2 separate regions of the Homo sapiens genome follow, and region 2 is linked to region 1. Evidence: chromatin loops called from intact Hi-C (ENCODE). Cell type or tissue: Calu3. All regions are shown on one strand. Links, peaks and the distances in the headings refer to the core of each region. The heading gives the core; the rest is flanking DNA.

Region 1 (8,349 bases), core at 200-8,199:
ACATTTGAATGCTTTTGTAGAGCAATATATGACTTCAGGTTAATTAAGGTCCAAATTTTCACTTGTCAAAATTTACAGGCTTTCAAAGTAAATAAATTTGCATTATTTTTTCATATGAAATATAAGTAAAAATTTTAAAATTAGTAAGATTAAGTTAAAAAACAGTAAGGAAAAGGCAAGCAATAAAAACAATGTTCAGCAAGCTTTATGAGAATAAGATCAAACTACATATAAGGAACGTAGTCACAGAATTTACTAGATGCTTATAAAATACTAAACTCTCTTCTGAAATTTCTTTATGAAACGAGGATAATAGTACCTACTGTACGCTTTGTTGTAAGAAATAATAAGATAATTGTGAATAATTTACCACACACTGTCTGGCAATGTAGTAAATACTCAATAAATATTGCTATATTGTTATTAACCATTTCAGCAATTAAAAAACAGATACAAAGTTCAGCTCCAATAGCTCTAGGACTTTATAATCTTATTATTCCAAGAATGTTCCAGAAGTCTTCATACCCAAAAACTGGGTAAGAAGTGTCGATCAAGTGTCATGTCATTAAGCACTAGCCCTCTCCATTTTCAACCGCTCTTAAAGTAATAACTTCAGGAGGAGAAATTCGTTAAAAAGTTTATAATGTCTGTGAAAATTCTCCCTTCTAACCTACAGTCCAGAATTCCAAAAAACCCTTGGAGTGATTAAACAGCTAAAAGAGACTTTAGAGTGAGACCTCCTGGTTTTACAGATGAGGAAAGTGCATCTCAGAGGTTAAGCCCTTGTCCTACAGCTACTTTACGTCAATCCAATGATGTTCACTGAACATTTACTATGTGCAAGAAATAAAACATAAGTAAGGCATAAGTTCTGCTTCTAAGTAGTTTATAATAATAGGAGAGGATGAAACACAAGTATCAGTAAACAATAGAAAACATGACATAGATTGTCACAAAAAAAGGAGCAAACAAGATGTTTTGATGGATCAGAAAAGAGATCGCTTCTGCTTAGATGCAAAATAGCAAAGGATTTTCAAAAAAAAATAAGCTTGTAGATGAGCTTTGAATACTGGATTGGCTTTCCCTATGCTGGGCTGAAAGAAATGGTTATCTTTCCAGGTAGAAGAATTAAAAGCAGCAAAGATAGGAGGAGAACTTTTAGGGCAATTTCAGGGTCTACAGAGCTTTCCAATGAGATTAGTGCATTGAGTACAGAAATGGCAAAAACTCGATAAGAATCTGTAAAGAGACTCAGATTGTCCTGTGGCTGGCCATGAACACCAGCTAGAGGAGTTTAAACTTAATTCAGCAAGTTGAGGGGACACTGCTGGCTCTTTCTCAGGAGAATTGCTTTCTATAAAATGTGGTTTGGGAAGAATGATCTGTAAAAGCTATGAGGAATGTTTTGTATCACGGAGAAACTAGAACTGGGTAGATGATTTTATTTTGCGGTAACATAGGGCATACTTTAGCATTTGACAACCACCATGGAAAGAAGAGGCTAGAAACAAAAGATAAAGACACAGTAGAGTTGATTACATTTAGCAACATACTGAATTTAGGATTAAGAGAGTAGAAAGAGTCAAAAGAAAAGGTAGAGTCTTTAACAGAAGTAGATAACACCAATAGCAGGAAAAAAACAGTTTGGGGAGAAAAGATGACTTGTTTAATTCTTGGCCTTAAGTCTGATGTATTGACAATGTAGTTTATTCATTCAAGTGGAGATCCATTTATATAATAAGAGGTTGGAAAAGCAGATAGAGGACATACAAAATAGACAGTGGTTAGAAAGCTAGATTTTGGAATGATCCAAATGGACTCAAAAACATCTTCAGAGCAGGTAATATCAGCAAAACTTTTTTTGGTGTAAAAAAATTAAAGAGAGAGGACAGCTGAAGACAAAGTGTTTGGGATTTTTTTATTTTCTGAAAAAAACTCTTTTTATAATAAGGAGAAGAGCATTCAGAAAAAGACAAAAACACCGTGCTTGAAAAAATTGAGAAAGAGAATCTCAGAAATCTGGGAGGTGTTTGGAGGAGTGAATGGTGGAAATTGCCTGTTTCCCCCTCCTTTCCTCTTCCCAGACATGCCTCTGCTGGCCCAGCACTCAGGCATTTGTCAGGAAGCATTATGAGAACCTATGGAGAATGGCAGAAGGGAGAGAAAAAACATCAGTGAGCCAACGCACAACTGGGACCAGAGGTTTCAGGTTTGGGAAGTGAGAAGCCCCTGAATGGCAGGATGTGAGGATTTCTTGAACAAGAAAACAAAAGCCAGTGGAAAAGAGAAAATGCAAACAAAATAAAAGATAATCTAGGAAAGCAATGTGTTTTAAAATGTGGAAAGAAATGGAATCAAGAACACAGATTATTGTTATTATTATTTTGGATAAGAGGCACTATGTTTTTAGTTTTTCCTCAGGCAGAGGTGAAAAATATTTCAATTCTGGTTAAAATTTACTAAGTGCCTATTACAATGGCCCACGTTCTGTGCACTGGAATTAGGGATACAAATTAGAAAAGATGTGCTTCCCTCAAGGAACCCATCATTTAGCAGGAGGAGCAGCCTAATCAATGAAGCAAATGAAGACAATCACTTTACAAAACTCCACTCCGATAGAGCTCTGAAGCTAGTGCTGTGGGAACAGAGATGGCCGAGTCATTGATTCCATCCGCAGGAACAGATGAAAATGTTTTGTAACCACTGACCTCTGCTTGTGACTAAAGTAAAAACCAGGATTCTGCCAAGTAACCAAATTGTGGTAGAGAAATTCAGGCAGAGAAAATGTGAGCAAAGTCACAAATAAGTGGGGAAAAAGGGAAAGGAGAATGATGCAGACACACTGAAGACATTGATTCATAAAGAGGAAGACAATGACAATTGAAAGAATTTGCAATCCAGGACCTGGTGTTCTCATTAAAGAAGAATGTCTGTATTGGTGACAGCCCAAATAAAAGGAGGTCTGAAGCGTGAGAACGTCTAGGGATGGGAAAGGGTTAATAAGAAATAAACAAGAGGTGTGACCTGTAGATATGAGTTTAGGCCTCATGAATTTTTAGTGAGCCAAGAAACATGGGTATGTGAATTTTTCTCAATCATCTGGGGCTAACAAATAATTTTATTTTTTTTATTTATTTTTATTTATTTATATATATATATTTTTGAGATAGAGTCTCACTCTGTCTCCCAGGTTGGAGTACAGTGGCGTGATCTCGACTCACTGCAACCTCCGCCTCCTGGGTTTGAGCAATTCTCTGCCTCAGCCTCCTGAAGATTACAGGTGTCCGCCACCTATGCCCGGCTAATTTTGTTTGTATTTTTAATAGAGACGGGGCTTCACCATCTTGGTCAGGCTGGTCTTGAGCTCCTGACCTCGTGATCCACCTGCCTTGGCCTCCCAAAGTGTTGGGATTACAGGTGTGAGCCACAGTGCCTGGCCAACAAAATCTTAAAAACCCAGCTTTCCTGACTCCTAGTGAATGTTTTCTCCATTAAACTACAGTTTATGCATCATATTATGATGAGGACATGCTCTGGGAAATGCTTTGTTAGGTGATTTTGCCACTGTGCAAACATCATAGAGTGTACATAACACAAGCCTAGATAGTACACCATGCTACATGCCTAGGCTATACAGTACAACCTATTACTCCTAATGTAGACAACTGTAATACAATAGCAAGTATTTGTGTATCTAAACATATCTAAACAGAACAGAAACAATAAAAATATGCTATAAAAGATTTTTTAAATGATATACCTATATAGTACACTTACCATGAATGGAGCTTGCAGGACTGGAAGTTGCTCTGGGTGAGCCTGTGAGTGAGGGATAAATGAACGTGCAGGCCTAGGACATTACTGTACACTACTATAGACTTTACAAATACTGTACACTAAAACTATACTACATTTATTTTTTAAAAAAGTAATTCAGCGACAACATTACAATGGCTAGTGTCACTAAGCAATAGGAATTTGTCAGTTTCCTTATAATCTTATGGAACCATTGGCATCTAAGTGACCCATTGTTGATCAAAATATCATGTGGAGCATGTCTGTACAATCTTGGCTAGAGAAAGAGTGTGCAAAAGAGGGTTGACTAATGTTGTGCCCTGGTGGATGACATAGTGTATGCAGGTAGTATTACTAGGCATATGACTAGCAAATGCCTAGAAAAATTGTTAGGTGATAAGCTGCCCTCTTCAGGTACTTACTGGAATCAAATAAATAGTTACAGATAAAAAATAATGAGACCAGGAGATTTTAAGCAACACGTTCTTCTGGAGCAAAACTTAGTTGGGCAAAATTCACTTTCACTAACACCATCCAGAATCAATGAAGCACAGAGTTATGGGAGTTCCAAGAAGCAGTCACTAACTCTGAATCCAAAACCTGAAGAACCAGCTACTCACCCGCTCCCACGACCACCTCACACATGTACATGCATTCACGCTTGGCCTTTACCTAATAGGCTCCGCTGATAAATTTTCAAACATTTACCATGGAAAATTTCATACATATACAAAAATAAAAGTAGTAAAATGAGGAAGCACATACTCATTACCTAGCTTTAATTATTATAATCTTAAGGCCAGTCTAAGCTGATGAGCATTATGTTTCTTTCACATTTTAAAAGGGCTCTGTGGACACTTAATGGAGTTGTAAAAAAGGTGACAAAAGTATTCAAGAGAAGGGAAGCTATTTCATGAATATAAATTGGACACATAAGCTTACCTGGACTGTAAAATATGAAACCAAAGATTGCAAAAGCCTCTTCCAAATATACATAGAATTAACCATAATCAGAGCACATAACAATTATATTTCATCCTTACCAATGACCAATAAAGTTATAGGAGCTTAAAATGCCCCCAAGAGAGTTTAGATAAGCCCAAAATAATTTTTGATTACACCATAATTTAACGCTGAAATGATATTCTATGGGAAGCTATTAATTTCCATCTGTGATGATCATTACAAGTATCATCGACATCCATTTATCTTGGGGAACAGGGCCGTCACTTAAGTATCTTTCTATTTTATTCATTTATTTGTGTATTAAGTCAAACTACACTATGTGGAGTTCAAGTAGGCATACTGAATTCTAAGTTACTTAATCAATTTTAATACAGAAATGTATTAATTTTTAAATTTAGTGTTAGTGCAGTTTATGTGCTAAGGATTTCCATGAAACATGGTGTCATGTTTTTATGAAAAAACACATAGCAATTCATTTGGTCAATCATTGTTAATTTAATCAACTTATAAAACATGCAGATTTATTATATACATGTATATATATAGACATACACACACACACACACACCTGATTATCAAAACAACCTTTAATCCTAGTTGATTTCCCTAAGATCTGTACAAATGAGGGGCAACCTATTCACTGCTTCCCATCCTAACTCACAATTTGCTCCTTCCAGCTCAGGGGAGTATTATGAAGTTGTGTGTTAACTGACTCAGGGAATCACCTGACTTTATGTCACTCTTCTCACCTCCACCTCCATGCAACTTTCTTTGATCTCCAACCACTCTCAGATTAGCAAATATTGCTTTACCCAAATTCTTATGAGATACAAATACACATCCTGCTAAATCGACTCCTCCCACTTCTGATTATTATCCAATTACTTGAAAATGTTTCTCACCTCCCTCTCATTAGACATTTTTGAGAAAAATAATCATCTCAATTATGACTCACAAATTTTAGTGGGGTGGTGGGTACCTACCTGTAGCAATAAAAAGGAAAGTCATGAGTTTTGAAGCAAAATCATATGTAACAAGAAGCAAATTATATTAACTTTTAAAACCCTAACACTCTCCTGTTGTTCTTTTTAAAGTTATTTTCATCTTCTTTGCCATCCTTTAATAATTAATACACTTTGTCTCAAATGCCAGTATATAAAACAAATCTTTAATTTAAATATTTATTTATCAAATAATGAAGGCACTGTGCTAGGCTAGGGGTATACAGTGGTGAACAAAACTAGACATGGCCCCTGACCTCATGGAGCATACTGACCAGTGCAGAAAAGAGATATTAATCAAATACTCTTACTAATGAATGCACAAAAACAATCTGAGGCACATGCTATAATGTCATGAAGCAGGGTTCTAGGAAACAATATAAGCAAATAAATCTGACCTGCATTTGGGGCTCAGGTAAGCAAAGCTTAAATTCAGACCTGAGGGATAACTAACTATAATCCAGGAAAGAGAGGGCTCTGAACTTTCTAGAAAGAGTGAAAAGAATGTGTAACATGGAGGAAGAAAGCCAATGTGGCTGAAGTTAGAAGATGCTATCGAGAATCTCATGGGATAAAGCTCATGGCACACTATTCAGGAGCATTTAGGATATGGGGAAGATTTTGGTCTTAATCTTTAAAGCAATGAGAATCCAATAATGAGTTTCAACTGTGAACATGTGTGAGAGTATGTATATGTGTGACGTGTATGTGTAGAGAAGTGACATGATCAAATCTACATTGTCAAAATATCACACTGATTGCAAGTAGAGAAACCCTAAACACGTTTTCATTAATGCGTCCTTCTTTACCACTAGAATTACAAAATATGTTCTCTTGACTGCCAATGTATAATTTTTGTCTGTGTTATGTGTGAAATTGGTTTCTTTGGTTGATCTAGAAATCAAACAAAGGTTTTTAGCATTATTGCAAGACAAAGTGCCATCCAAATATCAAATATCTTATAAAAAGACTAGGAAAATAACCATCTTACAGGTGCACCTGCTAATTCCTTAGGCTATTTCTCAGATATTTGCATATTCCTTGTATTTTTTTTACTTTTTTACTTTAAGGGGATGTTTCTGATTCAGGCACACAAGCATACAATTATGTATTACTTTCTGAAAATTGGTATTTAATTGGTACGATGATATTCAATTGGCCCAAATAACTCTTGCTTCCAAAAGAATAAGCTTATTTTGTCTAAAATGTAGACGATGAAAATATATAGTTTCACTATATTTCTAACAAAAAGAAAACCATCAATCTTTGCTGACTATAACTAGTTATGGACATTATGTACACATAAGTAAGTATAAAATTAATTATGTACTCTGAATATTAACATTGAAAATTGTTTCCATAGAAACTTGGAGCTATAATCTCCTAGAGAAAAAGAATTACATTTTTATTTACTTTACTATTTTAGAGCCTAACAAAGGGTTTAGAACACAGTCGAATCAATTAATGTTTGTTATTTTACTACATAAGTGTTTTCAAATCTATTTTAGTTACAACTTCAGATTTATTTGTTTAATACCCAAAGCAAAGTTTTTCATTAACAAAATTACTTTTTGTTTTTGTTTTTTATTTTTGAGATAGAGTCTCACTCTCTCACCAGGCTGGAGTGCAGTGGCGCGATCTCAGCTCACTGCAACCTCCACCTCCTGGGTTCAAGTGATTCCCCTGCCTCAGCCTCCTGAGTAGCTAGGACTACAGGCACCCGCCACCATGCCCAGCTAACTTTTTTTTTTGTATTTTAGTAGAGACAGGGTTTCACCATGTTGGCCAGGATGGTCTCGATCTGCTGACCTCATGATCCGCCCACTTTGGCCTCCCAAAGTGCTCGGATTACAGGTGTGAGCCACCGTGCCTGGCCAAAATTACTTCTTAAAAGAGATGATTTGAAGTAAACTTGATTGACTGTGCAGTCAATATTTTTAAATTAATATGCATTTAATATTCTTACTTATCTTAAAACATAATTGCATCTTTTCAAATATAATAGACTAGATAGCTTTAATTAAATTTAATGACCTCATTACAGAACTACCAAGCATTCCAATCTGCTTAGGTCTGAGTAGTTTCTCAGAATTGTGACTATCACTGCTAAAATTGGAAAAGTCCCAGACAAACTGGGACATTGATTACTAAAATATTGTCATATGTAACCTATAAGGGTCAATTGTCCTTTATGTTTAATTAAGACTCTTCTATTGTCTTTATTGTAATGGTCTATTTATTTAATTGGGAACTTCCAGGGTAAACATGAAAAATTAACACTACTTATCCTTTGAGACTGTAATTTGCTCAAATTCCAGTTTGGAACAAAGTTTCAGCCAGATTACTTGAATTACTCACATTTTCTTTTCTAATATTTACTAATAGTCATTGAAATAGTTGGAGTACTTCAAAATCATTCCTCTGCATCAAACAAGTTTTAAGAGAATGTGGTTAATACATTTACCTCTTGTCAGACAAATTTTCAATTTGGCCTGGATTTCTGTCTTAGTAGTTGACAACAGGAAGATATCTTATCATGGAACAAGCTAAAGAAGCATATTTTCATATCTTCTCAAACGACTTGGGA
Region 2 (8,349 bases), core at 118-8,117, 600 kb before region 1:
CGAGATCGCACCATTGCACTCCAGCCTAGGTGACAGAGCGAGACTCCACCTCAAAAATAAAATAAAATAAAATAAAATAAAAGCCAGGAGTCTTCAGATATGGGAAAGGACAAGGAACAGATTATCCTCTAACCTCTTATGGGAGTGTAGCCCCACCTTGAATTTGGCTCAGTGAAACTGACTTCAGACTCTGCCCACTGGAGCTGCGAGAGAATACATTTCTGTTGTATTAAGCCACCAAGTTTGTGGTAATTTGTCATAGGAGCCACAGGAAACTAATAAGTTATTCATTTTTCTGTTCACCATGTCCAAGAATTCTTCTACCTTCTTGAACATTTAAAACCTATAATAGCCATTTTAAGAAAATTATCTATTTGTTAAAGTATCTGTTAGTCTTTCATCTGATTCTATTGACTGAGTTCTCTACTGATAAAATAGGTTATATATTTCTACCTATTTGACAGGGTAGTACTTTTTTTGTTAAGTTTACTAAGGTATAACTTTTGACTGGACATCTCATATTGTGGATTTTGGTTGCTGAGTCCTGCATTTTTTTGAATTTTATTAAAATACTTTTGAATTTTGATCTGGCACACTGTTATGCAATTTGAGGATCAATTTTCCTCTTTGGAGCCCCACTGTTAGGCTTTTTTTATCGCAGGCCCAGAGCCATCTTTAGGACTATTTGGCCTCACCTCAAGAGCAAGTCTTTATGCCCAATCTCTGTGCGACATAGAACTCTCCAACCTTGCTGCTGAGAAGTGAACTTCCAGCCTGATGTGGATTATTTGGCCTTTGTTTCCACCAGTTCTTTCCTGTCCTCTCACATTTGCACCTTTCACCATCCAAAGATTCAATATAAGTCTCCATAGCTCTTTTTCTTTCTCTTTATGTAGCTTCCTCCTTTCCAAACCTTTTGTCAGGAATTCTTCATCAGCCTCTCAAATTCTGATTCCCAAGCTGTTGCGATTCTCCAGTCCTGAGCTATCCCTTGGAAAATGAAGCTGGGAAGAAATCTGGTAAAATAATAGGGCTCCCTTTCTTTTTGTCAGGGTTTATAGCCCTGCACTGCCTGTTGGTCAATGTCTGAAAACTCTTGCTTGAGTTTTTGTTTGTTTTTCCCAGTTGTTTGTGGCAAAATGGCAAATTTCCTAACAGCTAATACTTAACGGACAGAAGTAGAAGTCTTTCTTTCCCTTTTTTTTTTTTTTTTTTGTTGTTGTTGTTGTTCTCATTTTCATTAAAGAAACCATAAGGTATTTATAGGGAGGAGGAAAAGCATTTAGATGATTATAGCATTAACATGAAAATAAGCAGTCAAATTAATATAATAATATCCTAGAAGAAATAGAAGAAGATGAGACAGTAATGATAATAACTATAATTGATTTAAGACTCAATATGTGAGAGGTCAGCTAATGCAATATACACCAATTGGTTTCCCAAAAAGGCACTGAGGAAAAGACAGACTTTTATTTACAAGTAATTAGATAAGTCTTAGGGTATATAAAAGCATACATTTATGTTGTAAATAAATAAGGATTAGAATTGAGGGAGAAAGACAGTATAGTTAAAATAAGAGTACCAGCAAGTGATTATGATGGATCTTTTTCATTTTCTTCCAGTAATTAGTATCTAATCCTTCTAATTTTGACGAGTTTCTCAAGCCGATTCCATCAGTATCAGCAGCCTCTGTCTCAATCTAAAATGTTTAATCCTATGTTGCGATACATAGATTTGCGCATTACTGCATAATGCCAACTTTATTAACAGCATTGACTTTTGTGGCATATGCTGTATTCATCAGGTTCCACAAGTGTATAAGCCTGTCAGTCGTTTCCCTGTGCTGACCAGTAAGCCATCAATGTCAAAGACACTGGCTCAGTAAAATGCAGAAGAATCCACTGGGGTTTGTTATCATTGGGGCTCAGGCCGCAGAAGCAATACAAAGTCTTTCAGTAACAGAGAATGATGGATATTTAGAAAGGATATCTAATATATATAGCTACATAAAACATTAACACATCAGTGTTTAGTTAGCACTAAAAGTAATATTTATATTTATTGTAGACTCATGAAAAGAATGAGATTTTTATGAGAAAATGAAGTTTTATATCCCTAAAGCTTTAAAATTTGGATTGGAACAGTTAAAGGAAATTCATTATTAAAAGATGTTTAAAATGCAAAATCAAACAAAGGTGAGTCATCATGGGTCAGCCAAGCAGAGAATGAACTAGATTAACTCATTAGATCTTTTAGAAGTTATGACAAAGATGGAGAACATTTTGTATAGGAGGTCAAATTTCAAGGTATTTCTATTCACACATATTACTGATACTCCAGATGAATTGGGGACCATATATTAATAACCATTTTGCTCCAATGAAGGAGAAAACGTGAGACAATGGTATTGTAATAGGTAGAATAGTGACCCTTCAAATATGTCCACTTCCTACTCTCTGGAACCTGTGAATGTGTTAGCTTACATGGAAAAAGCGTGTTGCAGGTGTGACTAAGTAAAAAACATTGAGATTATCCTGATTTATCCTTATAGGTATAATGTGATCATAAAAGCTCTTGAAATTAGAATATAAAAGCTGGAGAGAGAGTCCAAGAACCAGAGAGATAGCAGCATGAGTATTGAGCCCCACTTTGCTGATTTTGAAGATGGAGGAACAAAGCCATGAGACAAGTAAATCACCACCTCTAGAAGCTGGAAAAACACAATGAAATAGATTTTTTCCTAGTCTTCAGAAAGTAACGCCACCTGCTGTTATCTTTATCTTAGCCCAGTGAGATCTCTGTTGGACTTCCAATCTACAGAACTGTGAAATAATAAATTTGCAGAGTTTTCTTAAGTCGCGAAATTTGTGGTAATCTGTTATAGCAGTAATAGAAAACTTAGCATCACCATACCAAGGAAGATAAGACATGTGGTTCATCAATGCAATCAATATATTTAGAATAATCCAGGGAAACTATTAGTTTCCAGGAAATGTTTGCCTTTGTTATCTCTATTTGTTGAGATTTATCATAAGATAGTGTATTAATCAATACCATTATAGCAACAAATGGCCCCAATACCTCAGTAGCTTTCAACAGAAAGCTATACGTGTTGCTCAAATTATAGGTAGGCTGTAGATGAGCTATGACTCCATGCCAGGTGGCGCTCTGGGTCTTCACATTCAGGGAACCAGAGAAAAGAAGCTCTATTTATGAGACATGTCCATTCTCATAACAGACATAAAGGGGAAGGCACCTCTGCTCTGGGGTAGTGTGCAGAGAATTTACTCAAATTCAATTGACCAATTCATGTCATGGGATGATTACATAAACTTGTCTTCCAGTTTTAACTAGACATGTTAGGTGAAAATTACCAGTGCCCTCTAAAGAAGTAAATATTAAGCACAACAGAATTTCAAGAGAATAACAAGAGATCACTGCTCCGTTTAAGGGAATGGGTGAAACAGGGGTTTCACTAACTTCCCATATAAATAACTCCTTCTGGCCAATGCACAAGGAACATGTTTCCTGGGATTTGATAGACTATTAAAGATTAAACAATACGGTTCCTCTGATTGCTTCTGTTGTATTTGATGCAGTAGAGCCTATGAAGCAACAATAGGTGAAGGGGAACTGGCATGCCCTTGAAAACCTGGATAATAACTTATCTTCCATTCTAATGCAGGAGGACAGTCAAGCACAATTTTCATTCATGTGGAACAGAAACCCATTTATGACAGGGTCTGCTCAGCTCAGGAAGAGTTAAGGACTGTAGTTGTCCATATGACAAATATAGCCCAGTCAATGAATCCAGCTAAAATCCAAGACCCGATCCAGTCTGTGGACTTTCTCAGAATTAAGTGGACTGGATCAACCAGACGTATTCTTCAAATTGTGAGAATTACATTGTTCTCTTGCACAGATTCTGCCAATCAACATGAAGCTCAGAGACTACCCATTTTCCAGGTTTTGAAAAGATAATATTTTTTATTTAAGAATCCTTCCAAGCCCTGTTCACAAAATCAATAGAAAAAATATCTGAATTTAAGAGAGGTCCTAAAGAAAAATAATCATTAAAAGACTGGTGGAGATTAGTGGCACAGTCTACATAAAACTTTATGATTCAATTGTTTAGTTGACATTAGAAATATCTGCAACTGCAACATTGCAGACCAGCATCTGTGGTATATATTGAAATGGGATGCTCAGTGAATACCTCTTAGTATTTTTACTCCAAAAATGCCTGAGGAAGCTGCTGTTAAAAGCCAAAAGTAAAACATGGCTAGAGTCTTACTGGGTGTTGGTCAAACCAGATTGTATTAATGGATGACTATAGACCTCTATCAGTAGGCAGAAAATATGATATGTGAGTATTAATTGGGATCAAACTCTATTTTCCTGTAGAGTTCACTCATGTTGTCTGGAGCAACACCATGAAAACAAGTAAATATTTCAAATAAAGAATTAGCTATCAATTTAGCCCATCTGGATATTTTTCTCTGAATCACGGTACAGTATGCATTTCACTGTTTTGAAAGTAGAAAATAGAAAAAAAACAGGGAAACAATATTACACAAATTTTACTTAACAATCTCAGAGCAGAAGCCTCATTGAAAATTAGAATGAATAATTAAAATCTTTGTTTCACAATGGAAGCGTGTTTTGAACAGAAAGTGACAAATGGAGATCTAATTCCTAAACTGTGCATCCTACACATATAACAATTTTTTGTTTGGTACAGTGTTCTATGCTCAAGGTTAAACTTACCTTTATCAGAAAAGCTGAAATCAATACTCAAGACACAATATTGATTACTTCGAAGTTGCTTGTTCGTATTCCTAAAGGCATTTTGTAGGTGAGCAGTATCTTTACTGCCTTGAAGCATCAAGGCAGCTCCATTGCCAAATAACACTGCCTGTTTTGTTATTTCTTTTTTGTTGTTGTTGTTTGTTTTTGTTATTTTACCAGATATGTAGCACCTATGCTGAAATAGAAACTCCAATTATGGGGAAAAAGTCTGGGTCAAAACAGGTAATAAATGTGGAAAAAGGGGAGAAGACATGTAGATGGCAAAGACAGTCACAAGTTAATCTAATCCCAAGGAAGGATGTAGTTACATAATTCCCCATATTAGCCTTGCAGAGCAAGAGAATAAACTCAGTGCTCTTTCTTAGATCTGGTACTGAGTAATAGCCAGTGCTGAGAGAAATCCTAAACTGGTTACCTCTGGAGAAAGGAGATTGGATTTCTACTGATCTTCAGTAGAAATTCTACCTGGTGAATCTGAGGAAAAGACGGTATGTAGCACACTCTGATGACTCAAGGTCAAGTCAATGGGATAAAGTGAAAGATGCTGTGGAGTTGATCTTCTGTCATCCTTGAGATCATAAATCAAGACAATATATGATTCAAACAGCTGCCTGGGTGTGATATAAAGCAAACTGTGGCTGCCTGTTGAGTATGTCCCAATTTGTATGATCGTTTGATTAAGTTAAAAGTGAATTTCATGGATTTCATCTAAATAAAATCGAAATGGAACCTGAATAACTTCAAAGATGTTAGGCATGGATGTGATTGTGAGATCTGACAGGATAGATATTTTCCCTCCAGAAGCAGACAAAAAAAAAAAAAAACTTTTATGGGAAGCCTTTTAGTATACCCAGCTGAAGCTATATTTGGAGGTAGAAAAAAAACCATTGACAGTTGTTAGATATCCAATGTTTGGATGTTCAGATCATTTTCCTAAATTGTACGGTTGTTTAAATGTACAATGAAACAGAATATGAGGTAACTTGTTCAGCAGCTGCCCAGGAGATAGCAAGAGTTTAGTGAAGACGTTAGGAGTTAGTCATGCTATACTAAATGAGGCTAAAAAATATTACTAGAGGCTTTTTGAAGGGAAAACTTTTTAAACTAAAGGGAATTAGAAGCGGCTCTCACAATAGAAAGATAACACCATTTTAATAGAATAGAATGATCAATAATGATTGTATTTTCACTTCTGAACTATTCTGGGAGTAGTCCTAACCTCCCCCAGGGATAACTATTAGATATTCAAATCACAATGAAATTTGATTTTTTTTGGAAAGCTTTCTGGTAAAGGGCCTTACAGAGCCAAGTCAAAGACATATACCTACGGGGAAACTTTGGTAACCTTAGGTTTTGGTAAGTCATCACGAATACTATGGCTTTCATTGTTTTCCAATGACTCAAACACCTCAAGTTGGAATGATTTGCATCTTCTTTTTATTTTATGCTATTACCTATATCCTGGAACTTGTTGTGCAAGAGGATAGAAATGAAGGAAAAGGGAACCACTCAGTGTAATTTCTTGGGGGATAGATGGACAGTGTTACATAATTATGATGACACAGAAGCTGGTGTCCATGAAAAACCTATACAATGCTATCTGGAATATAGATATGTCCACAAACCAGATAGAATATAGGATTAGCTGAAAAAAAGTCTCTGTTCACACTCCCGTCATTGCTAATATGGAAAAATTTGCTTCTGTTGGGAAATGATGAAATATATTGCTGTAATCTTAACTGACATATAGTGTGAAAAATACTAATCTATTTGTCATAGAAACCTGGTAACAGAGTTTTAAGTTATTTCGCCTGAAAATCTGAGTTGTGCATACCATAACCTCAGGATAAGAAAATATTTTGGACGCTAAGATTAAGTCTTGAATTGCTATAATGTCTGTAGAAACCAACTGAAGTGAGTTTGGCCTTATGAAGATTACATACCCAATAGAATGCCTCCAACATATAAAAGTTTCAATAATTATGTGTAACAGTTGATAAATTGTAACTCAACTTACAAAAGAATATCAGTATACCCATGAAGGATTATAAATAACAATTTACATGTTTTGTAGGGGAAATTTCTCCTCCCCTTTGTAAAACAAATTCTAGTGATCACTTATGTCTTAATGGCCTGTGTCATATATTTGCTACTCTTACTGGAAGGAAGCACCCACAGGAAACAAACAAGATGGTTCATTCTACTCCTTTGACAACATAAATTCAAGTGAACCTAAGGGTTAGTAGACTTATGAAATTTGTGACCAGGGTCCTTATCTATGGAAGGTTCTAAACAGAGTATTTCTGACTAATGATTTTAGGAAGTAAATAAACCTAGAATCTATAGCTTAGTGGGTTCAACTCCCACAAGCTTCAGTATAAAATTGGGATATTGATAAGCTAATCATTATCCACTAAGTGAGGGGAAGTGACATCCCACTTACCTTCTTACAAACCTCATCTAGTCTAGGTTTCAAAAAGTAATTTCCGCTGTGGGGATGATGAACCTGAAGCCTGCATTTCATGTCTCAGATGACTTTCTGCTTCACAGAAGCATGTCCATTGCCTGCATTTTGGAATTAGTTCTAAAATTTGAATAATGGATAAAATATTGGATTCTATGAATCTCTGATTTTACAGTCATATCTTCATATCTCTTTCTTAGCTCGGTAGCACTTCTTAAATCTGTGGATTTTTTTTTTTTTTTTTTTTTTTTTTTTTTTTTTTGAGACAGACTCTTGCTCTGTCACCCAGGCTGGAGTGCAGTGGCGCCATCTCGGCTCACTGCAAGCTCCTCATCCTGGGTTCACGCCATTCTCCTTCCTCAGCCTCCCTAGTAACTGGGACTACAGGTGCCCGCCACCATGCCTGGCTAATTTTTTGTATTTTTAGTAGAAACTGGGTTTCACCGTGTTACCCAAGATGGTCTCTGTCTTCTGACCTCGTGATCCACCCGCCTCAGCCTCCCAAAGTGCTGAGATTAGAGGTGTGAGCCACCGCGCCCGACCAAATCTATGGATTTTTAAAGATCAGTTTAAGAAAATTCTTAGCCACTAGGTGTTTCTTACACTCTTTTCTGCTTTTCTTTTTTTTTCTTTTTGCATCCTTTTTTTCCTTCCCCATACTAAAGTATAGAGACATCATCTGACATATCATTAAGTTTTCAGCTATGCTTAATTCACTGTTAACTATATCCACTGATTATTTAATTTCATTTATTGTAATTTTATTTTAGAAATGTTGTTTCCTCTTTTTAATTGTATCTAGTTTTCTGCTGAAATTTTGAATATTGTTATTTGACTCCTTCAGCGTATTACTTAATTTAATATAAAATTTAAATCTGATAAATTCAATATCTGTATATCCTGTGAGTCTGTTTTTCTTGTCTATTTTTTTCTCTTGGTTTTCAATTAAGTGTTATATTCTCCTGTGATTGATTACATTTAATTGAGTGTTGACATTATACGTAAAAGAAATAGGGATAATTTGAAGCTCTGGATGTAGTTTTCTTTTACTTTTGGCAGGAGCAAGCCCAGAG

Evidence for each region. Peaks named below come from ENCODE experiments on the same cell type or tissue, not always from the same donor. Only the 100,000 strongest peaks of a DNase experiment are listed, where the experiment ranks them.
Region 2: a loop joins it to region 1, with 6 times the contacts of the local background. A loop is called at or near these places in 3 of 110 quality-filtered maps.

The regions. Positions count from the first base shown.
Region 1 is chr4:170,585,622-170,593,970 of GRCh38, reverse strand. No RefSeq gene overlaps it. Among named protein-coding and RNA genes, the nearest start is that of LINC02382, 150 kb to the left of the region's middle. In Calu3, for the core only: a CTCF peak has its summit at 4,173 (motif pointing left); no DNase peak of the experiment used is centred there.
Region 2 is chr4:171,181,729-171,190,077 of GRCh38, reverse strand. MIR6082 (microRNA 6082) reads right to left here and starts at 3,894; the gene lies at 3,786-3,894. In Calu3, for the core only: no CTCF peak of the experiment used is centred there; a DNase peak (open chromatin) is centred at 3,167.